Regions from separate parts of the Homo sapiens genome. Here region 1 is linked to region 2. The links are chromatin contacts, found by Hi-C or POLR2A ChIA-PET in ENCODE. All regions are on one chromosome and are shown on one strand. Each heading gives the region's core, a stretch centred on a gene start or an enhancer-like site at or near the end of the contact. The rest is flanking DNA. Distances are from core to core; before and after follow the strand shown. Region 1 overlaps FRMD4A (FERM domain containing 4A). Region 2 has its middle 48 kb from the start of PRPF18.

What was found. A loop is a pair of places that touch in the nucleus more often than their neighbours do. ChIA-PET counts read pairs that join two places held with the same protein, here RNA polymerase II (POLR2A). Pooled maps may share reads with other maps.
Region 1: a pooled map shows a loop between it and region 2 (2.7-fold over the local background). The contact joins two enhancer-like sites. A Hi-C loop is called at or near these places in 1 of 168 maps with a recorded cell type or tissue (OCI-LY7) and 2 of 50 pooled maps. POLR2A ChIA-PET finds 5 or more read pairs at or near these places in 2 of 52 experiments (MCF 10A and WTC11).

The regions. Positions count from the first base shown.
Region 1 is chr10:13,683,221-13,689,874 of GRCh38, reverse strand. The region is part of intron 15 of FRMD4A (FERM domain containing 4A); the gene reads left to right. Among named protein-coding and RNA genes, the nearest start is that of PRPF18, 100 kb to the right of the region's middle. RefSeq lists a silencer at 3,049-3,168. Within about 2 kb of position 5,399, at least 24 of the 41 ENCODE cell types and tissues checked have a DNase peak (open chromatin) inside an H3K27ac peak, as active enhancers do.
Region 2 is chr10:13,631,303-13,638,443 of GRCh38, reverse strand. It overlaps a transcript of PRPF18 not described here. Among named protein-coding and RNA genes, the nearest start is that of PRPF18, 48 kb to the right of the region's middle. Within about 2 kb of position 4,568, at least 10 of the 41 ENCODE cell types and tissues checked have a DNase peak (open chromatin) inside an H3K27ac peak, as active enhancers do.

The sequences.
Region 1 (6,654 bases), core at 4,150-6,649, 51 kb before region 2:
TTAGGAATATTCACCCCAGCACAGTGGCTCACGCCTATTCAGGAGGGTAGGGGTTTGGGGCGGTGGGGAGGATCACTTGAAGCCAGGAGTTCCAGACCAGCCTTGGCAACATAGCAAGACACCATCTGTACCAAAAAAAAAAAAATCTTCTTAATATAGCTGGACATGGTGGTGCATGCTTATATTTCCCACTACTTGGGAGGCTGAGGCTGGAGGATCACGTGAGCCCAGGAGTTCAAGGCTGTAGTGAGCTATGATGGTATCACTATACTAACAGCCTAGGTGACAGAGTGAGACCCTGTCTCTTAAAAAAAAAAAAAAAAAAGAATCTTCTAATCTATGTTCCTAGAGTGTATGGTACCCTGGGCCTTGCTGATACCTCCCATAGGATCTGTCTCCAGTACTTTTTTTCCCAAATTATATTGTAAGCCTTTGTCACACTGGTATGAGACCTTTAAAGTTTGTGTCACGTCAGTGTCCTGCAGTAGTATCCATCTTGTCATCTTTCAATTATTCTCTGACCCTCATCTAAACCCAAATCATGGTGTGTCTGAGCCATGTCACAACACTGTAAGATTTCTGTGGTATAAACATTTCTGCTAGCTCCCAACTCTGCCAGGTACTATACACAGCATTTTACAAAGTTATAGCCCTCCCCCCCCCCCCCCCCCCCCCCGCAAAGAGTTTGTGTACTGCTCATTGATTTAAAAAAAAGACGTAAAATGTTTCTAAACTATTAGTAACTTTGAAGGTGGTTTGCCTGTTTAAGGACACATAATTACCTTTAAAACTACTGAAGTCTAGTACTTGGTATCTGAGGCCTCAGATGCTGAAGAAATGAAGAATGTCATTGATACCTATTAAAGAAGCCAGGCCAGGTGCAATGGCTCAGGCCTGTAATCCCAGCACTTTGGGAGGCCAAGGCAGGCAGGAGTTCGAGACTAGCCTGGCCAACATGATGAAATCCGGTCTCTACCAAAAATATAAAAATTAGCTAGGCGTGTAATTACACACCCATAATCCCAGATACTTGGGAGGCTGAGGCAGGAGAGTTACTTGAGCCTAGCTAGGAGGCAGAGGTTGCAGTGAGCTGAAATTACACCACTGCATTCCAGCCTGTGAGACAGAGCGAGACTCTGTCTCTAAAATAAGTAAATAAATAAAAAAGAAGTCAATATCCATACCTACCAATGCCCTGAGCCACGGATTAGCATTTCAAATAAAAAAGTCAACATAGTTGACTGTAGATTTTGCTTCATTTTTATTTTTTAAACCCAAGATCCGTCACCAGATTCTTTTTTTTAATAGTAAATTTTTTAATTTTTTTATTATTATACTTTAAGTTTTAGGGTACATGTGCACAAGGTGCAGGTTTGTTACACACGTATACATGTGCCATGTTGGTGTGCTGCACCGATTAACTCGTCATTTAGCATTAGGTATATCTCCTAATGCTATCCCTCCCCCTGTCCCCCACCCCACAACAGTCCCCAGTGTGTGATGTTCCCCTTCCTGTGTCCATGTGTTCTCATTCTTCAATTCCCACCTATGAGTGAGAACATGCGGTGTTTGGTTTTTTGTGCTTGCTATAGTTTGCCGAGAATGATGGTTTCCAGTTTCATCCATGTCCCTACAAAGGACATGAACTCATCATTTTTTATGGCTGCATAGTATTCCATGGTGTATATGTGCCGCATTTTCTTAATCCAGTCTATCGTTGTTGGACATTTAGGTTGGTTCCAAGTCTTTGCTATGCTGTCACCAGATTCTTGACAGTCCTGCTCATCACACTGCAGATGACTCAATGGCAGATGATTTCAGCGTAGTTAAAGTGATTGGTTAAGGCTTGAGATCAGGGCCCTGAATCCCGTAGTAGTGATACGCAGAGCTGTCCCCTGTGAGACCCCGTAGACCTGTATTTAAGTGGAGGCCCTTAGAGGTGGTGAACCATCTGAATCAGAGCTGTAAGCCTGTGTTGGAAGAAAAGGAATGAAATTCTCACCTCCCCATGCAGCACTGAGTGGCATTCAGATGGGAGGAAAGTCGTGGAACCCGCGTCCTGAATCCATTTGTGCAGGTGCTCAGTGCCTCTGTTATTGACCACTGGAGGGGGAGCAGGCAGGGTGCATTGGATTCACTCTGCCCTGTGACAGCCCAGTGATTGCTTCCACATTTGTAGCTGCGTCTCTCTGTTGCTTTCACTCCTAAGTCTTCAGGTAACACATTTGCAGAAAGTTCAGGTACAGTTTGAGAGAACAACTATGAATTCAAACCATCTGGTTAAGACATGTTCAGGGTCTTTTAAAAAAAGAATCCAAAATCCATGTTGAAAGAACTTGAATGGGTTTATTCCTTCCTTCCCATCTCATGTTACTTGAAATTCCAGAAAATGTTGGAGGGGAGAAAAAAGGGAATAACAACAACAAAGCAACAATAACTGGGTGTATCTTTGTAGGTGAAGACACACAGCCCATTCATAGCTTGTCTGAAAGTGAGACAGAGCCTGAGATTTGTTCTAAGTGTTGTTTTGGGGATTTGCCATCAGAGAACAGCTCATTCATTCATTCATTTTGTTTTTTGAGATGGAGTCTTGCTCTGTCGCCCAGGCTGGAGTGCAGTGGCATGATCTCGGCTCACTGCAACCTCTTCCTCCCGGGTTATCTGCGATTCTCCTGCCTCAGCCTCCTGAGCAGCTGGGACTACAGTTGCCCACCACCACATTTGGCTAATTAATTTTTGTATTTTTAGTAGAGATGGGGTTTCATGATGTTGGCCAGGATGGTCTCGAACTCTTGAGCTCAAGTGAGCTGCCTGCCTCGGCCTCCCAACATGCTGGGATTACAGGCTTGAGCCACCACACCTGGCCAAGCCATCAGAGAACAGTTCTGATTTCAATGGGAGTTAGGAGAGTTAGTTTTTGTTCTCAGGCTTTTTAAGGAAAATAGCACAAACCCACTTAGGAAATACCCAGTGTGCTGCAGGGACGTGTGGCTTGTTGTATTAACCACTGAAACGAATAAATGGGACTGCAGCATTTCTTAAATGAGATGATGAGGCTGATCTTGGCTTCTCGACTAGAAGTCTAGGGCCATAAACGACCCATTCTCTGTAAAACTAAGGGATATGTTGTGTTTTCAAGTAGGAATTTGGCTGTGTGATTACTGAGATGGCCATTGAGTCATCTGCAGTGTGATCAGCAAGATTGCGAAGAATCTGGTGATGGATCTTGGGTTTAAAAAACGAGAAATGAAACAAAACTTGCAGTCTGTCATTGTACCCTGGCTCTGACACTTTCTGTTCTGGGAGAAAACAGGTTGTGCTAAACATGGGCCTGGCATTGCCTGGGATCCGTCCACATTCAGTCCTCAGCTGTTGACACACTCCCATTCTCTGAATGCTAGCACTTCCTCCCATTGTTAAGGAGTTTATTAATAACTAATGTAACAATGAGAGTGCCAGCTATCTGACATCTCTCCAAACAGAGAGGGGAGCTGATAGGCTCTGTCAGCGTCATGATGGCGGCTGTGTTCAGCTCAGAATTCACTGCCTTGCGCTGATATAAATCACACGACGTTTTTCGGTTTTGTCTTCATCCCTTCTCTTTTGTCCTTCCTCCTTCTCCTCCCTGTATCTCTGTTCCTGGCCTTTTAAAGTCCTCCATTACCCATGGCCTGTGGCCTCTCCTTTTAGGTCTAACAATGGACAGGATTCCAGGGGCCTTAATTTTGGTCATAGCCTCTGCTCTGCCCCAGGGCGCAGCCAAAGTCGGATTGTGCCAGGGTTTGTTTATGCTGGACCGTGTGCCCAGGGAGAGCTGCGAAATCTCTTTCTGGGGAATGGATGGTTCTGGACATGTTTGAGCAGGACTGGCCTGAGTCAAAATTGAGAGGGAGACAGAGTCGTTATCCCTTTCTGTTCTTATTTTGGGGGAAATAAAGACAAAGTCATTTACACAGCTATATTTATCCCCTGAGGTGTTACTAATAAAGGAGCATTTGCCCACTAAAGGGAACCAGGACCAAATGACAATGTATAACCTAAATGAATGACTTTCCAATGATAACTTTTTTTTGAGACAGGGTCTCGCTCTGTCGCCCTGAGTGCAGTGGTGCAATGCTAGCTCACTCCAGCCTCAAACTCCTGGGCTTAAGCGATCCTCCTGCCTCAGCCTCCTGACTGGGTAGGACTGTGATGAAATTTTAAATACTAAAAAGAGATATAACTATCACTTCCCACGAGCGTTTCTCTGTTCCCATTTAGGGCCAGCCCTCTGTTGCAGTGCTCCTTTGCTGGGAGCACAGAATGAGGATGACTGAAATTCACAGTTAACCTGCAAACGTTGGTATTGCAATAGCCTAACAAGCTTGGACCCAGAAGATAGGTCAGCTCCCTCATTTCACAGCCTAAGAAATGGAAACTGTAGGATTTACAAACCATAGTTTCAGCTGGGTATTTTACTGGATGCTGCTAATTTTTTAAAATGAATGTTCAGTTATTTTTTTCCATTCTCCTCTCTCTCTGTTAAATTACATTTGCACTCTTCACCGAGTGCCAGTGAGCCATGGAATCTAGCCAGAAAGCAAAGCTCTTCCAGAGACTCCCAGCCACCATCAAAAGGTGCTTGGTTTTCAAAGAGCTTCAATTTCAATGCTCTCTGAAATGAACTATTTTATTTCTAAAATTTCTAAGCCTGATGAAAAGTTCTCCAAGCATGCATTTTTTCATGTTAAAAATCACATCTAATTCTCTATAACAGTCCCCAGAGATGACACGTTTATCCTGCAGTCTGCAATGTGGCATTATTTCCCGTGGTCTCCTGGGACATCTTTTATGTAAGGAATTCATCACTGAGGATTTGTCAAGGAAATAAATATCTTTTTATCATAAAGAAGAATTCTAACCTTTTCCTCATATTTATTCCTGGGATGTCTGCCAAAACTTTTCCTTACAGCTTTTACTGATCTGCTGGGAATATACCGCCTTCTTCATTTTTTTTTTTTTTTCTCTAAGGTCTAAAGAGACGGATTGTCATTTCCCTTCTTTAGTTCTAGAACAACCGATTCCTTTCTTCTTTGGAGCATTGTTTGCTTTGAAGTTTCCCCTCCTTCCAGAGAGGAAAGCACCCCTTCTCTGTCTTCTGAAATCAGTGGCTGGTCATCAATATCCCCTCTGTGTCAAAAACAGATGAGCCACGCGTGGCTCCTGACAACGTCCTCCTGGCAGAATGTGCGCTCATATCCGGTGCTGAGTCGCCCAGGGTCTTCTGAACAATTGGAGCATTTCTGGCTCGCGGCTGAATGAGGCTGAAAGAGGCTGTCCTTCCATGTGTCTGCCGGCCGGGAGGAGAGCTGCTGTTTGTGCTGCTGGCGTTGCCTCCACATCCGCTCCTCCACACCCAGCTGTCCCCGGCTGGAGTCTGGAGTTCCCCGGCTGGAAGCTGGGAAACCCACAGTGACACAGGCAGTGTCTCCAGGGTCTCAAACAATGTTCATAGCATCGGGAAGTTCACTCCAAAGATTTCCAAATGCCCCCGAAAATGACTTTCTGACTTGGCGTGAGTAACTCCATCTCTCTCTCTGCTTGGATGGGAATTGTCTTTTTAGGGTCAGCCCTTTTTGTCTTCCTCGTTGGCCAGATTATTAGTGAACTAGTTCAATGAAAATCCTTTGGATTAGGATTGAAATGTGCTCATAAGGTCGCCAAAAACAACAGATTCTATCTTTAGTATCATTCAAGTAGATCATTTCCTCCCGATAACTGGGAGGAAAGATTTTTTGCTGGAGAACTGACCTGATGACACTGTTTTCCTGACAATAATTCAGAGGCAGGCTTAACCTTCTCAGAGAGGCAATAAAAAAAGTCACCCAGCTGGGTGCAGTGGCTCACGCCTGTAATCCCAGCACTTTGGGAGTCAAGGCGGGCAGATCACTTGAGGTCAGCAGTTGGAGACCAGCCTGGCTAACATGGTGAAACCCCATCTCTACTAAAAATAGAAAAATTAGTCAGGCATGGTGGCGCACTATAATCCCAGCTACTCGGGAGGCTGAGGCAGGAGAATCACTTGAACCCAGGAGGCAGAGGTTGCAGTGAACTGAGATCACACCACTGCACTCCAGCCTGGGCGACAGAGTGAGACTCCGTCTCAAAAAGAAAAAAAAAAAACTGGATGTGACCAGCTACAATTCACGTTAATTACCCAGTTAGCTCCCGGCTGTGGGTTCCACCTTCCACCTTCTACGGCAACTACTACCTGTCTCATTCTTTTTTTTGTCTGTTTAGAGACAGGGTCTCACTCTGTTACCCAGGCTGGAGCGCAGTGGTGTGAGCATAGCTCAGTGTACTCTCAAACTCCCGGATTCAAGGGATCTTCCTGCCTCAGCCTTTTGGGCAGCTGGGACTACAGGCGTTTACCACCACATCCAACTAATTTTTTTATTTTTTGTTTTTTTTTTTTTACAGATAGGGTCTCGCTGTGTTGCCCAGGATAGTCTCAAACTCCTGGCATTAAGCAATCCTCCCGCCAGGGCCTCCCAAAGTGCTGGCATTAGAGGTGAAAGCCACCAGGCCCGGCCTATTCTTGTGGCCTGCTCTCTTCTGCCTCCCGGCAGGCAGGTCTGAGCACTGGATGCATGTCTGCTGTTCGTGTCTCTCCCA
Region 2 (7,141 bases), core at 3,319-5,818:
TAATAAATCTCTCTCCCTCCCCCGCAACAACTTTCTCTTTCTCCCTATCTCCTATCTCTTCTGTTTTTCTGTAGAACCTTAAAAAAGCAGTTCATGTTTTATACAAAATGATTTCATGATGCCATAAAAAAAAAAAAAAAAAAAGAAAAGCCAAGCTTTATCTTCTGCTCTGCCATCTTTAGCACATCTTCATTGTCAAGATTGCAGGATGGCCACCAAGCATCTACGCATCATGATCACAGGCAAAGGACAAAGTATGTATGTCAGCTAAGTCTGTCTCTTTCTCTTAGTAAAGCAACAGGTTTCCAGGCAGTCCCACTCACCCACAGACTTCTATCCGTATCTTCTTCGCAGGACCATGTCATACGACCAACCCTAACTGCAAAAGGTCCTGAGAGGACAAGTTGTTTTAACTGTGCATATTACAGTTCTAAACAAATTAGGGCTCTGTTAGTAGAGAAGGAGAGAGAATGAACATTGCGTAAGTAACTAGTAGTGTCTACACCACACATTTATGGCACATGAACTTGCACATCAAAAGAAGCAAAACAAAAACAGCCATATCTGAAATGAAATAATCCAATACAACAGTTAACAAAAAAGTGCAAACATTCACATAATTTCCTCTTCTCACAAATCTTACACTCTTAAACATGCCACTATGATGACATCATTAAACAAGAGGAAGAATTGTTATTTAAGCTTGACATATGATTTGATTTTTATAAAATCTATTGGGCAAAGATAGTTGGCAAAGGTTATGTCAATATCTGAGTCAGTCATAAGATTATTTCTCCAATGCATAAAAGGTAACCTGGCACAAAGGGTGGCCACCAAGTGGGAGGCTTATTTGCAATACAGATATCTAGCCAGAATACAGAAAGTACTATAAATCAGTCAGAAAAAAGCAGGCAATTCAGTAGGGGAAAAATGGACAAAAGTAAGCATTGAACAGGAGCTTCACAAAAGATAACATCCAAATGGCCATTAAACATATGAAAAAAGGTACTCAACTATATTAGCCATTAGAGAAATGCAAATTAAAGCCACAACGTGATACCATTATGACTACCAGAAGGGCTAAAATGAAAATGACAGAGGATATATCAAGTGTGGCAAGGAGGCAGAGTAACTGGAACTCTCAACTCCTGCTGTGGGAATGTGTTAACTGGTATAAGGTTTTCCTTTGGAAAACTCTTTGACAATAACTCTAATAGCCAAGTTTATACATACCCTATGTCCCAGAAATTTCATACCTTGGTATATATTCTTGTGAATATAAATAGAGAGATGTATATTCACCAAGAAACACATATAAAACATCCATGCAAAAACCAGAAACAACTCACATGTCCATCATCAGTAGAATAAATTGTGAGACACAGCATCAAGACTGAAAAACCACAACTACACACATTGGGGATGAGTAAGTATCAGAACCCCTAAGCTGAGCCAAAGAAGTCAAGCACATACTGTTTGATTCCATTTATAAACAGGCAAATTGTTAAACACAGGCAAACGGGGTTCTTTTTTGGAATGACGAAAGTGTTCTAAGACTGTGGTGATGGTTGTGTAACTGTGAATATGCTGACAACCTTTGTACACTTTAAATGGGTACAACTGATGGTATGTGAATTACACGCCGATATTTTTTAAAAATTATGATGTTAGAAATTAGGACCATGGCTATGACTAGAAGAGGACATGAAGAGATTTCTGGGGAGTTAATAACAATTACCTTTTCTGATTGGGGCGCTAGTTACTTTGTTTACTGTGTGAAATGTTTACTTTGTGAAAAACCTATCATGATGTGATACTCTAGTAATTTTTCTGTATGTATGTTATACTGCCAATAAGAAAATTTACATTAAAAGAAATGTAATTTAGCACTGAGTCTTAGGAAATAATTTTCAAAGGGCCAAGCCACTGTCCTCTCAACAGACACTTGACGCGTAACACTAGACTCCTTGCAACTATTCTTGCCCCAAACCTATCTTATACTTAATTAATTTATTACTTATTTTTGAGACACGGTCTCACTCTGTCACCCAGGCTGGAACGCAGCAGTGTGATCACTGCTCACTACAGCCTCGACCTCCTGGGCTCACACAATCCTTCCACCTCAACCCAAGTAGCTGGGACTACACGTGCGCGCCACCACACCTGGCTAATTTTTGTATTTTTTGTAGAGATGAGGTCTCACCATGTTGCCCAGGCTGGCCTCAAACTCCTGAGCTCAAGTGATCTGCCCGCCTTGGCTTCGCAGAGTGCTGGCATTACAGGCGTGAGCCACCACACCCAGCCAAACCTATCTCGTACTTTAACTGACCTCCCATTTATTTTGTAATACCTTGTTTAATCTTGCTTTATCCAACAATGTGCAACCAGCCCAAGGTGATCAGCTATACATACTGCCAATTTTCTAACAGATGGCTTACAAGTTTCTGTTCTCGGTTCTTCTATGGACGTCTCCTCATTTTAAACTTAAGAATTACATATTACGGCAGAAGTATTTAGCATTTTGAAGTACTGTAGGTTCTATAATCTGCTAAATTTCACACTAACAATGAGAGCCAAGTGTTATCTCCATATTAAAAAAAATCAAAAAAGAATTATAGTCCTTTTGTCCTAGATTCATCTAACAGGTCATTTCCTTCTTTAATTCTACTGATAATTGCTTTAATCGGTGGTTTTCCAAACAACTCCATTAAAAAGTGGGCAAAGGACACGAACAGACACTTCACAAAAGAAGACATACATGCAGCCAACAAACACAAGAAGAAAAGCTCAACATCACTGATCATTAGAGAAATGCAAATCAAAACCTCAATAAGCTACCATCCCACACCAGTCAGAATGGCTATTATCAAAAAATTAAAAAATAACAGATGCTGGTGAGGTTGTAGAGAAAAAAGGAACGCTTTTATACTATTGGTGGGAGTGTAAATTAGTTCAACCATTGTTGAAGACAGTGTGGCAATTTTTCAAAGACCTAGAGACAGTAATACCATTCAATCCAACAATCCCATTCCTGGGTATATAACCAAAGGAATATAAATCATTCTATTATAAAGACACACTCACATGTATGTTCACTGCGACACAATTCACAATAGCAAAGACATGGAATCAACCCAAATGCCCACCAATGATAGCCTGGATAAAGAAAATGTGGTACATATACACTATGGAATACCACACAGCCATACAAAGGAATGAGATCATGTCCTCTGCAGGGACATGGATGGAGCTGGAGGCCATTATCCTTATCAAACTTACACAGAAACAGCAAAGCAAATACCACGTTCTCACTTGTAAGTAGGAGCTGAACAATGAGAACACATGGACACACAGGGGTAACAACACACACTGGGGCCTGTTGGAGGATGGCGGGTGGGAGGAGGGAGAGGATCAGGAAGAATAGCTAGTGGATGCCGGGCTTAATATCCGGGTGATAGGATGATGTGTGCAGCAAACCACCATGACACATGTTCACCTATGCAACAAACCTGCACATCCTGCACATATACCCCTGAAATTAACATAAAAGTTTGAAATTCAAAAAAAAAATCAGTGGTTTTCAAACTGCTGACCACCATACATTAATGAGTTGTCAACCAATTTTGAGGATAACCACCAGCATATTTTTAAAAAGAAACACAACAGATTAGAAAACATAAGAATGTGCCTTGCACATGGTACGGCCAGTGACTTTGTTTCAGGTAGACGTGCCTGTGTACATGTAATACTGGGTCTCCATACACTTGTTTTGAGTTGTGGTCCAAAAGTTTCAAATTCTACAGCTTTTACACTTCTACTTCCCAGGATGGCCAAACTTAGAAAGGCAGGCGCAGACTGCACAGACTGCAACGCTCATGGTTCCTAACATCTCCTAAGTCTGAAAGGAAAAGCAGTTGACCGCAAAGGCAATTTAGTTTTGGCAAGTTGTAAAACTGTGAGTTAAGGAAGGCCAGGACAGCGGATTGCAGGAGTGACTCTTGACTGTCCCGGCCTGAAGCTCAGTGAAAGAGTCTGAGATCACCAAAAGGCAGCTCGAAACTTCTCAGCTGCTCTCATTGGTAAAATTATGTGTTAAGCTTGAACACTGTGAGAAAAAGTTGAGGAAGTTGGTGCTTACAGAGAGGGAAGAAGAGACTCAACAGAAGGAAGTGGCCTAGTGAGAGTGACCAGCAGAGGCAACACAAGGATTCATTTAAGCAAGTTGTATAAAGTTTACAATGGGGGAAAAATAAATAATCAATGCTTTCATGATAAATTGTTCTGATCAACGTAAAAATACATTCTTTTTTTAAATGAGCATGTTTTTCAATATTCTGAATGGGGTCAGCTCACACCATAGCTGCGCGGCTGGCCACACTGCCCTCCCTAGCTATTCCACACCACCAGAAATTATTTTTAAATTTCAAATGATTTTAAAGTTACTGTTAACCATTAAAGGACTAGCGTGTGGTTATAGTTCAGCCAATGGAACTGCAGAGTCTGTGATGAAAACCAGTTGCCATAACAGTGTTCCCATAGCAACCCTCTGGGGACTGGCGCTGGCTCTTGCGCTCTGGACAGCTGGAAGCTCTTGCGTCAATATACCGTGAGAAAGTACTTTTCAGCTCAAGACTCCCAATATGACACCATACCATAGATTGCTATGGGATAAACTTATTCTTTAGGGGCTTCATGGGAGTATACTGGGGGAAGGAGGAGGCACAATCCATTAAGTTGTGTTTACCAGACATGCAGACAAAGGAAAGAGGCAGAGCTCAGCTTAATGCTCCCTTTCATTGAAACTGCCCCACTTCGTTCTACCATCCTTCTGTGTGAAGCATTAACCTCATGGGGTGGGGCAGGGTAGGCGGGGGTACAAAGGTGAGCACATGTGGCTGAAAAGCAGCCAATGATATGAATCCCCAAATTCAAATCTATCAAAGATTTGGAAACACTGGTGTTTTCCAACCTGCTTTCTTTCCGGATACATTATTACTTTCTTTCCAACAAAAAGGTGGTTGCATTTCCAAGTTATTTACTGAGATCAAACCCTAGAGTGCTCTGAAGTGCTGGAGTAGGTCAGGATATCACCAGAAGGCAGAGCTTAGCATTAAAAGTCATACTGCTATCAAGCCTGTTTCCTAGTCCTCTGAGTTCTCACTGAGCGCTCTGGGCCCACAGCAGATCACTAAGTTCCATTCTTAGCGACAGCTGCCTGCCTAGCTCTGGTCTCTCAGGACCGCTCCCTTCCTCCTACGAGATTCGGACTGTCCTTTGTCTCTTTCCACATGTCAATTATCTTTGGCCTTAGCTTTACTTTCCTAATTGTCCCCCAAAGACTGAAATCACAGCCACAACCTCCAGATTGTTGCAGGCTCTATGCTGCAACACTGAAAAATACTGCTCTGTCTTTGCAGTTGGCAATGACACTCCTAGGAAATGCACTATTTACTTCTGAAGGGAACTCAGTGTTTTATGAAATTTGAATTCAGAGACACAACTCTTAATGGATAGGAGTCTGGGGAGGAAGAATGGGAGGAATTTATCTAAGGACTGTGATTGATTTTAAAAGGTATGTCTTCACTGTTTTATAAACAACTACAAACAGAAATACTTACCTGCTGAGCCAAATTTTCACGATTTGGAAATTGGGGAAGGGCATTTTTCTATATATCCTCATGTTATTTGCAGTCATTTGAAGATCTTTAACTTCAGGGAAATGGAAAACTTCTCTGAGGGGATCTACATCTTTGAATGTGCTTCCCTCGAATGGTCACAGCCCTGTGGAACAGGTTCCTTTTTTCTCTAAACCATCTACCACACTGACCAATTTTAGGAGGTACTGGTGTCACATGACAGTTTCTTTATATGGAACATTAACTAACTGCAAAACAGAAGACAACAAGAAATTAATGAACTACTCTACTGTGTGACCTGATGGTGAATACAGAAAAAGTAACTCGGAGAGTACTCATTCAACAATATTTATAAATAGGTCCTATATAAAAAATCTAGATTGCTGTCATATCTTACGAAAGTCTGTCTCTCACTTGCGCTGGTAAGTTACACTAAGCTCTAACTGATTTTTTTTTGCGGGGGGGAGGGGACAGAGTCTCACTCTGTTGCCCAGGCTGGAGTGCAGTGGCACGATCTCGGCTCACTGCAAGCTCTGCCTCCTGGGTTCACGCCATTCTCCTGCCTCAGCCTCCCGAGTAGCTGGGACTACAGGCACCCGCCACCATGCCCGGCTAATTTTTTGTATTTTTAGTAGAGACAGGGTTTCACAGTGTTAGCCAGAATGGTCTCTACCTCCTGACCTCGTGATCTGCCCACCTCGGCCTCCCAAAGTGCTGGGATTACAGGCGTGAGCCACCGCGCCTGGCCCCCTCTAACTGATTTAATAACAAGAAAAGGTTTCCAAATGAGGGAGTGGGAGGCAAGGAACCCCAATTCAATTCCAGACAGCGGACCTCAGCCACCACCATGCATATAACCATCAGAAACGATCCTGTCTAGGCACAGCAGAAGAGCACAAGTGGCCAAAACTGGCTTTTGAACCTCCCCAAGGTTTGAACCTCCCAAGAGGAACCAGAATAGACCGCTGTGAATCTACATCCCCCTACTTGGTGACATCTAGCTTCCACCACATCCCCGGCCCTTCTCAATGCAGAAGTGGCTGAAAGCAGGAACAGCCGCAGGGTTCAGATACAGTAAATGCTTAATCAACGTTTCCATGATTACTGCTGTTGCTGCTAACACCATCATTATTACTGTTATTGTTTTGTGAGGACACACTGCCCCTAAACACAGGGCTCCTGAAAGGGACTCTGGCTTCCCTCTAATGACAACAGTGACACAACAACTAATATTTACGAGCTCTTATTATTTGCCAGTGTGCTCAGCATTCTGCTTGAACACAAAAGTGATGCTACGAAGCATGGACTATTATTACCAACTACCATTTAAGACAACGAAGCTGACGCTTAGAAAGATCCAGTTGCTTGCTAAAGTCATACAGCGAGCAGGTGCAGAGCTGAGATGTGAAGCTGGAAGTTCTGCCTTTGGAGCCCCCGCTCTTACCGCTATCCAGCGCCACCACTCCACCTGCTCCGGGAGCATCCACTCACACATGCTGCCATGT